2 separate regions of the Homo sapiens genome follow, and region 1 is linked to region 2. A link is an interaction called in ENCODE POLR2A ChIA-PET data of the cell type or tissue named here. Cell type or tissue: MCF 10A. All regions are shown on one strand. Links, peaks and the distances in the headings refer to the core of each region. The heading gives the core; the rest is flanking DNA.

Region 1 (4,329 bases), core at 199-4,198, 120 kb after region 2:
TCACTAATCACAAATATTAATGGAAAATTGGTAATCATATGTCCTTTAAACTTTCCTTGGTTGTATATATGACTCTAAATTAATCAGATTTTGTTTATTACCAATCAGTTAATGCTAGGTAACCATTTATGAACCATCAGCTCTATTAAAGTTAAAACTGCCAATCTGATTTCCTGCATAATGCTTTGTTAATATGATACTAAAAGTGGTAATGGCTTTCATTTGCATACTTTTAGTTCACTTTCACGTGCCTTATTTGATTTAATCTTTACAGACAAAGCAGATCTTATAAAGAGGAAATCCAGACCCAAAGAGGTTGTAATTTACTTAGTCATGTAGCTGGTAAATGGTAGAGCTTTTCCATTTGGGACTTCAAGCCAGTCCCTTTTCTTCAGCCTTGGTTCTTTTTTCTCTGATACGCTAGTTTTCTCCCTCTCCCAATAAATATTTTTATTTGGGAGCCGGGTGCAGTGGCGTGCTCTCTAGTCCCAGCTACTTGCAGCTGAGGATCATTTGAGACCAGGAGTTTGAGGACAGCCTGGGCAACATAGCAAGAGAGAGAGACCCCCATCTCTAAAAAAAAAGAAAATTGAATAAAAATTTAAAAAATTAAGAATCTTTCTGTTTAGAGAGCTTAAAAACTTTCATAATTAATTATAGAAGTAATAGGTGTTATTTATTTTGTCCCACATGCCCTACCCGACCTACCCCTTTGGGTTTGTTTTTTTTTTTTAAAGCATTGAGACTGTTACAAATAAATTTTTGGTGCTGCAAAAGAAATAACACTTGAATATAAAATTTTCTTTTTAATTCTCAGCAAGGCAAGTTACTTCTATAGAAGGGTGCGCTCTTACACATGGAGCAATGGTGAGCACACACTTGGATAAGGTAGGGGAAGGGGTTTTTATCCCTGACTCACGTGGCCCCTGCTGCTGTGTCTTTCCCCTATTGGCTAGGGTTAGACCGCACAGACTAAAGTAATTCTGATTGGCTAATTTAAAGAGAGTCACCGGGTGAGTGGTTTGGCCAGAAAAATGGTTATGACAGAGCAGGTAATTGGAATGAGTCAGGGTGGAGCAGGTAATCGAAAATGGTCACTTTATGAGGAAGTTAAATTTAAAAGCAGAAGGTGAGGAATTGAACATACTGACATATTGATTATTTGAAAAGAAATTTAGAACTCATATCTAACAAGACCTTCTTCCCCTTTATCTAATCTACCGTGTTCTTAAAAAAAACTGTTTGTGAAAAACAGACTTATATTATTAACTTACAGTTAGGCATTTAATTGACTGTTCATTATAAAAATGTTAATGGATATGTTTTATGAATTTGGAGTGAGAAAATTGTTTTCCAGGTAATCACAATTTATATATGACAAGATTAAAAAACATTCCTTTTTTTTTTTTTTGAGATGGAATTTTGCTCTTGTTGCCCAGGCTGGAATGCAATGGCACAATCTCAGCTCACTGCAACCTTCACCTCCCGGATTCAAGCAATTCTCCTTCCTCAGCCTCCTAACTGGGATTACAGGCGTGCGCCACTATGCCTGGCTAATTTTGTATTTTTAGTAGAGATGGTGTTTCGCCATGTTGGCCAGGCTGGGCTGGAACTCCTGACCTCAGCTGATCCGCCCGCCTTGGCCTGCCAAGGTGCTGAGATTATAGACATGAGCCACTGTGCCCGGTCTACAGTCATCTCTTGGTATCCATGGGGGATTGGTTCAAGGACCCCTGGTGGATACCAAAATCCACAGATGCTCAAGTTTCTTATATAAAATGGAATAGTATTTGCATATTAACCTACAAATAGCCTCCCATATACTTTAAATCATCTCTAGGTTATAATACCTAATACAGTGTAAATGCTATGTAAGTTGTCATTACACTGTGTTTAGGGAATAATGACAAGAAAAAGTCTGTACATGTTCAGTACAACTGCAACCGCCCCCGCCCCCGCCCTGCCGCCCTTTTTTTTGAGACAGGGTCTCATTCTGTCGCCCAGGCTGGAGTACAGTGTGTGATCATGGCTCGCCTCAGCCTTCCAAGTAGTATGTGCAACACGCCTGGCTAATTTTTGTATTTTTTGTAGAGATGGGAGATCTATCTATCTATCTATAAAATTTTTTTTTTTTTTTTGAGATGGAGTCTCACTCTGTCACCCAGGCTGGAGTGCAGTGGCGCGATCTCGGCTCACTGCAACCTCCGCCTCTCGGGTTCAAGCGATTCTCCTGCCTTAGCCTCCCAAGTAGCTAGGACTACAGGCACCCACCACCACGCCTGACTAATTTTTTTTATTTTTAGTAGAGACAGGGTTTCACAATGTCGGCCAGGCTGGTCTCAAACTCCCGACCTCAAGTGATCTGCATGCCTCGGCCTCCCAAAGTGTTGGGATTACAGACGTGAGCCACTGCACATGGCCTTTTAAAAAATATTTTTGATCCTCAGTTGGTTGAATCCACAGATGCTGAACCCATGAATAAGGAGGGCTGACTTATTTCATTTTGTGAAAAACTTGAGCTTGTCAGACTAAAGAATGTTCAGTGAAAGCATCAGAGTTGAAAATCAAATCAGGTTTTGACTTTTAAAAGTCCTCTTTTGGAGGTTAGGTTCTTACAGAAGTTGATAGGAAATATGTCTTATTTTTCTTTGTTTAGGAAGCAAGATAGGCTCTAGAACTTGGACTTTGAGTTAAAAATTTTAAATTAATGAGATAATTAAATAAATCTTTGTTTCTTTGGTTGGAATGTAGTCATAGAAACCTGAGGCTTTCTAACCTAAATTGAAAGATGGAGCCAGAGAGAGAATATGAATAAGACCAAGGGAAATTGATAGATTATAAACTGGTTATAGATTTTTGATTCCCCTCTATCTTGAAAATTCTGATGACGAAGTATTTCACTTTCATGATATATTTAAAAATACTATTTTTGGAGACAGAGTCTCACTCTGTCGCCCAGGCTGAAGTGCAGTGGTGCAATCTCAGCTCACTGTAACCTCCGCCTTCCAGCAATTCTGCCTCAGCCTCCCGAGTAGCTGGGACTATAGGCATGCACTACTACACCCAGCTAATTTTTATATTTTTAGTAGAGATGGGGTTTCATCATGTTGCCCAGGTTGGTCTCAAACTCCTGACCTCAGGTGATCCACCCGCTTCGGCCTCACAAAGTGCTGGGATTACAAGCATGAGCCACCATGCCCAGCCAATATTCTTTATTTTATTCAAATTCTGTGCATTTATGGTCAGGAAGGAAGGAAGAAGGAAGGCAGGCAGGCTAACTTAATAACAAGATAAACAGCTCTGGGCTATAATAGGAGGCAGAAACATTCTTTGAAACTATATGTTGTTGTATTACTTTTCTTGAAGTACACATTTTTATGTTTGCTTTTATAATTATGAAAGTTTTCAAACATGCATAAGAATAGAATAAACTTCTCCGTAAACCCAATTCAGTTATCAAGATCTTGCCACATTTGCTTTGCCCCTTTTTTCTGATTTTCTTTGCTGAAATGTTTTAAAGTAAATGCTAGACATCATGTCGTTTCATCCCTACTTAATTCAGTGTATGTCTTCAAACAATGTGGACATTTTCTTCCCTAACCACAATGCTCTGATCTCCTGAAGTTCCTAGTATACAATTTGGGATTTCCCTGGTTATCTCTAAAATATCTTTTTATTTTTGGTTGGTTTGTTCAAATCAGTATCCAAGTAATTTCTACTTTTTATGTTTGATTGTTATATCTCTTAAGTTTTTCTTAATCTATAACAGTCCCCCACCTGTGTCTGGTAAAAATACCATTCAGCTGAAAGGTAGATTGTCCCAAATCCAGAATTTAGCAGTTGCTTCCTTGTGGTAGCATTTAACTTTGTCCTCTCATTTTCCCCCTCCCTGCATTTCCTGTAAATAATCTCAGGACCCCTTTGTACTCTTAAATTATTGAAGGCCTCAAACAGCTTTCAGTTATGTGGGTTATATCTACCTATTTTACTATATTAGAAATTAAAGTTGAGAAATTAGCCTAGGCAATATGGTGAGATCCTCATCTCTACAAAAAATTTTTTAAAAATTAGCTGGGCTTGATGGAGTGTGCCTCTGGTCCCAGCTGCTTGGGAGGCTGAGGTAGGAGAATTGCTTGAGCCTAGGAAATCAAGGCTGCAGGGAACCATGATTGTGACACTGCACTCCTGCTTTGGTGACTGGTCTCAAAAAAAAAAAATCCTGAGAAATTTTAAAAATGTTTATTTATGGCCGGGTACGGTGGCTCACACCTGTAATCCCAGCACTTTGGGAGGCCGAGGTGGGCGGATCATGAGGTCAGGAGACCATCC
Region 2 (4,329 bases), core at 259-4,258:
AGCTGCAAAGATAAAAAAGCGACGTACCTCCCTCACAATGTGCCCACGAGGAAATTCCTTTACTTTACTATAAAACATCTTTACTATAAAACAGTTACTCAACATCTTTACTATAAAACAGTTATGATGAATTTCACCCTGGCAATGTAAATTGATGGCTCGTCTTCACAGGTGCGGGAGAGACAGTCATCCCACTGGCCACCTGAGACAAATGCATATTTGATTGCTTCCTCTGCCCTCTTTTATTTATTTTATTTTATTTTATTTTTTGAGACAGGGTCTCCCTCTGTCGCCCAGGCTGGAGTGCAGTGGTGCAATCTCAGCTCCCTGCAACCTCTGCTTCCGGAGTTCAAGCGATCCTCCCACCTCAGCCTCCCAGGCAGCTGGGACTACAGGCATATACCACCATGCCCAGCTAATTTTTTGTATTTTTAATAGAGATGGGGTTTCATCATGTTACCCAGGCTGGTCTCAAACTCCTGGCCTCAAGTGATCTGCCGGCCTCGGCCTCCCAAAGTGCTAGGATTACAGGCGTGAACCACTGCACCCAGCCCCTCTGCCCTATTTTTTTTATGTAAAAATGTATATTCACTGAGCCAAACTAAAACATAGGTGACTATTTCTCTACTTTCCTGTCACATATAAATTGTATATTCAGTGAAAGGCTAATCAAAGACTCAAAAGAATGCAACTGTTTTTGTCTCTTATCTACCTATCACCTGGAACCTCCTCTTGTACCCTGCTTCAAGTTGTCCTGCCTCTCCAGACTGAACGTACATCTTACACGTATTGACTGATGTCTCATGGCTCCCTAAAATGCATAAAAGCAAGCTGTACCCACGCCACCTTGGGCACGTGTCATTAGGGCCTCCTGAGGCTGCCATGGCCACATCCTTAACCTTGGCAAAAATAAACTTTCTAAATTGATTGAGACCTGTCTCAGACACTTTGGGTTCACAGTAGGATCTGAAGTACAGGTTTTTCCAAAGCTCTTGGCAAAAACGTTTCATGTTTGTCAATATGTAGCAGGTTGGCAGGCTTTCATAATTATAAGAATGTCAAGCTTGAATAACGAGATTCAAAAAATAAGACTACGTACAGAGCCCAGAGCTTGAGGTTGGCTACCCAAGAGGATAGATTCAGGTTGTCCTAAATATACACTCCAATTAGCAGCAGTTACAAATGGGTCTCTTGAAGGAATAAAGAAGAGGCAGTTCTGAAATTGTTTACCAAGAATTTATTACATCTATCACATAAGCTCAGTCGGGCACAGTGGCTCGTGCCCGTAATCCCAGCACTTTGGGAGACCGAGGCGGGCAGATCATCTAAGATCAGGAGTTTGAGACCAGACTGACCGACATGGCAAAACCCCATACCTACTAAAAATACAAAAATTAGCTGGGTGTGGTGGCACGTGCCTGTAATCCCAGCTACTCAGGAGGCTGAGGCAGGAGAATTGCTTGAACCTGGGAGGCTTGTAGTGAGCCAAGATCATGCCACTGCACTCTAGCCTGGGCGACAGAGCAAGACTGTCTTAAAAAAAAACCAAAATAAAAATAGGGGCCGGGCGCGGTGGCTCATGACTGCAACCCCAGCACTTTGGGAGGCCGAGGCGGGCAGATCATGAAGTCAGGAGTTCAAGACCAGCCTGCTCAACATGGTGAAACCCCATCTCTACTAAAAAATACAAAAATTAGTTGGGCGCAGTGGTGCACTCCTGTAATCCCAGCTACTCGGGAGGCTGAGGCAGGGGAATCGCTTGTACCGGGGGAGCGGAGGTTGCAGTGAGATCAGGCCACTGCACTCCAGCCTGAGCAACAGAGTGAGACTCCGTCTCAAAGAAAAAAAAATTAGTTCTTGATTGGCCGTACATTGTTCTTTGTATCACAGATTCCAAGAGCATGAAGATAGTGGGTGAGGCAGCTAGTCAGGAACAAAATGCCTTTGAACAGTTGCCCCGGAGCATGGGGTTGTGGGGAAGAGGGATGACTAAAGTCCCATGCTCCTATATCTGTGAGCTTGATAAATGTTGCATGACTCACATAGCTCAGACTGCCCCGAGCTTTTTTTTTTTTTTTTCTCTCGGGGTTTCTGCCAAGATGCTGACCCTTATATTTCATGTCTATCAGAGAGGAGGAGCTGATGGGTGCTGAGTCCCAAGAGAAGCACCCTGTTTGCAGAGGGCTATGGATACCTCTCACCAGATGGGGCAGGAGGAACGACGGGAACAACTTAATATCAGTAGAATTGTAAACTCCTTAGCTGGAAGCTACCTTAAGGAAGTGTTTCACAGACTGTAGGTTGAGACCCATGAGTGAATTGTAAAATTTAATGTATCACAACTAGCATTAAAAGAAAAAGAAAACAATAAACTTGAGTCTGAATCGCATATAGCGGGTTAAGTATTGTTTCATGGATCGTGTATATATATTCATGTATGTGTGTGTGTGTGTGTGTATGGGGTTGCAATATTAAATGTATTCTAGACTGGACATGGTTGCTCATGCCTCTAATCCCAGGACTTTGGGAGGCTGAGGCAGGTGGTTCACTTGAGGCCAGGAGTTTGAGACCAGCCTGGCCATCATGGTGAAAACCCATCTCTACCAAAAATATATATATATACAAAAATTAGCCAGGCGCGGTGGTACACACCGTAGTCCCAGCTACTTGGGAGGCTGTGGCATGAGAATTACTTGACACCCAGGAGGCGGAGCTTGCAGTGAGCCGAGATCGCGCCACTGCACTCCAGCCTGGGCAACAGAGCAAGACTCTGTCTCAAAAAAAATAAAAATAAAAATAAAATAAAAAATATTCTAGACCAGGCACAGTGGCTCACGCCTGTAATCCTAGCACTTTGGGAGGCTGAGGTGGGCAGATCATGAGGTCAGGAGTTCAAGACCAGCCTGACCAACATGGTGAAACCCTGTCTCTACTAAAAACACAAAAATTAGCCAGGTGTGGTGGCAAGCGCCTGTAATCTCAGCTACTCAGGAGGCAGAGGCAGGAGAATTGCTTGAACCCGGGAGGTGAAGTTTGCAGTGAGACGAGATTGTACCACTGTATGCCAGCCTGGGTAACACGGTGAGGCTCCGTCTCAAAAAAAAAAAAGTATTCTAATGCGATTTATAATTAACAAAATCAAAACTATCTACTTTATAGATATCTAGGCTGCCAGTTTTTAAACTGGCCTGCAGAGTCCTTAGGAGGAAGTTATAGTTCAAACTTTCTCTGTAAAATAGAGCCACTAGTAGGACCTAGCCAAAAAAAAAAAAAAAAGTGAAAACCACTGATCTGGGCCAGGCGCGGTGGCTCACACCTGTAATCCCAGCACTTTGGGAGGCCGAGGCGGGCGGATCACGAGGTCAGGAGATCGAGACCATCCTGACCAACATAGTGAAACCCCGTCTCTACTAAAAATACAAAAAATTAGCTGGGCGTGGTGGTGGGCGCCTGTAATCCCAGCTACTTGAGAGGCTGAGGCAGGAGAATTGCTTGAACCCAGGAGGTGGAGGTTGCAGTGAACCAAGATCGCACCATTGCACTCCAGCCTGGGTGACAGAGCGAGACTCCATCTCAAAAAAAAAAAAAAATAGTCTAAAGCCCCGAACTAACTAGCCCAAGGTCCCCACACTCCCACACACCATAGCAAACTCATGGCCCCGGCACTTTCCCACTCTATCACACTGCCTCAGCCAGGGTGCTCGTAAAATTGCCCAACTTCTGTTGTAGTGAAGGAAACAAAGACCAGGTGAGGTCAGCCAGGGCGTCTGAAGTAGGAGGAGAAGTGGTTCCAGTGGACCCTGGTAACATGGAGTGAAAAGCCGCACCTGGGAAAAGGGTGTGAAACAACGGTCCTTATGAAGTTCAGCATGTGTTTCTTCACCAAGACCCTCCTCAGTGCACAACCAGGCCCGGGGCTTCTGGCATTTTAAACGTGGGGGCTTGGCTTCTGTAGCCAACCAGAGGGAGGTGCCAAAGCCTAACTGGTCTCAGCCCGGTCGGACCCACCCAGGCAGTAGGGATTTGCCGAGCATCCGCCAGGTGCTCATGGCTGGTTCAAGGCTCATACCCTGGGATTTCCCACTTTCTTTCTTTTGCTTTTCTTGCTTCTTGCTGTTTCTGCCTGGAATGTCCTTTTTCTTTTGGTGGGGGGTGGCCAGGGCGGGGGCCGGTGGGGGCAGAGTCTTGCTCTGTCGCCCAGGCTGGAGTGCAATAGCGTGATCTCAGCTCACTGCACCCTCCGCCTCCTGGGCTCAAGTCATCCTCCCACCTCAGCCTCCTGAGTAGCTGGGACTATAGGCGGATGCCAGCAGGCCCAGCTAATTTTTG

Evidence for each region. Peaks named below come from ENCODE experiments on the same cell type or tissue, not always from the same donor. Only the 100,000 strongest peaks of a DNase experiment are listed, where the experiment ranks them.
Region 1: POLR2A ChIA-PET joins it to region 2 with 5 read pairs; 8 of 35 experiments call an interaction of 5 or more read pairs at or near these places.

What each region holds. Positions count from the first base shown.
Region 1 is chr1:24,806,557-24,810,885 of GRCh38, forward strand. All of the region lies in intron 2 of CLIC4 (chloride intracellular channel 4), which reads left to right. Among named protein-coding and RNA genes, the nearest start is that of CLIC4, 63 kb to the left of the region's middle. In MCF 10A, for the core only: no CTCF peak of the experiment used is centred there; no DNase peak of the experiment used is centred there.
Region 2 is chr1:24,681,863-24,686,191 of GRCh38, forward strand. No RefSeq gene overlaps it. Among named protein-coding and RNA genes, the nearest start is that of SRRM1, 41 kb to the left of the region's middle. RefSeq lists an enhancer at 1,876-2,170. In MCF 10A, for the core only: no CTCF peak of the experiment used is centred there; a DNase peak (open chromatin) is centred at 1,989.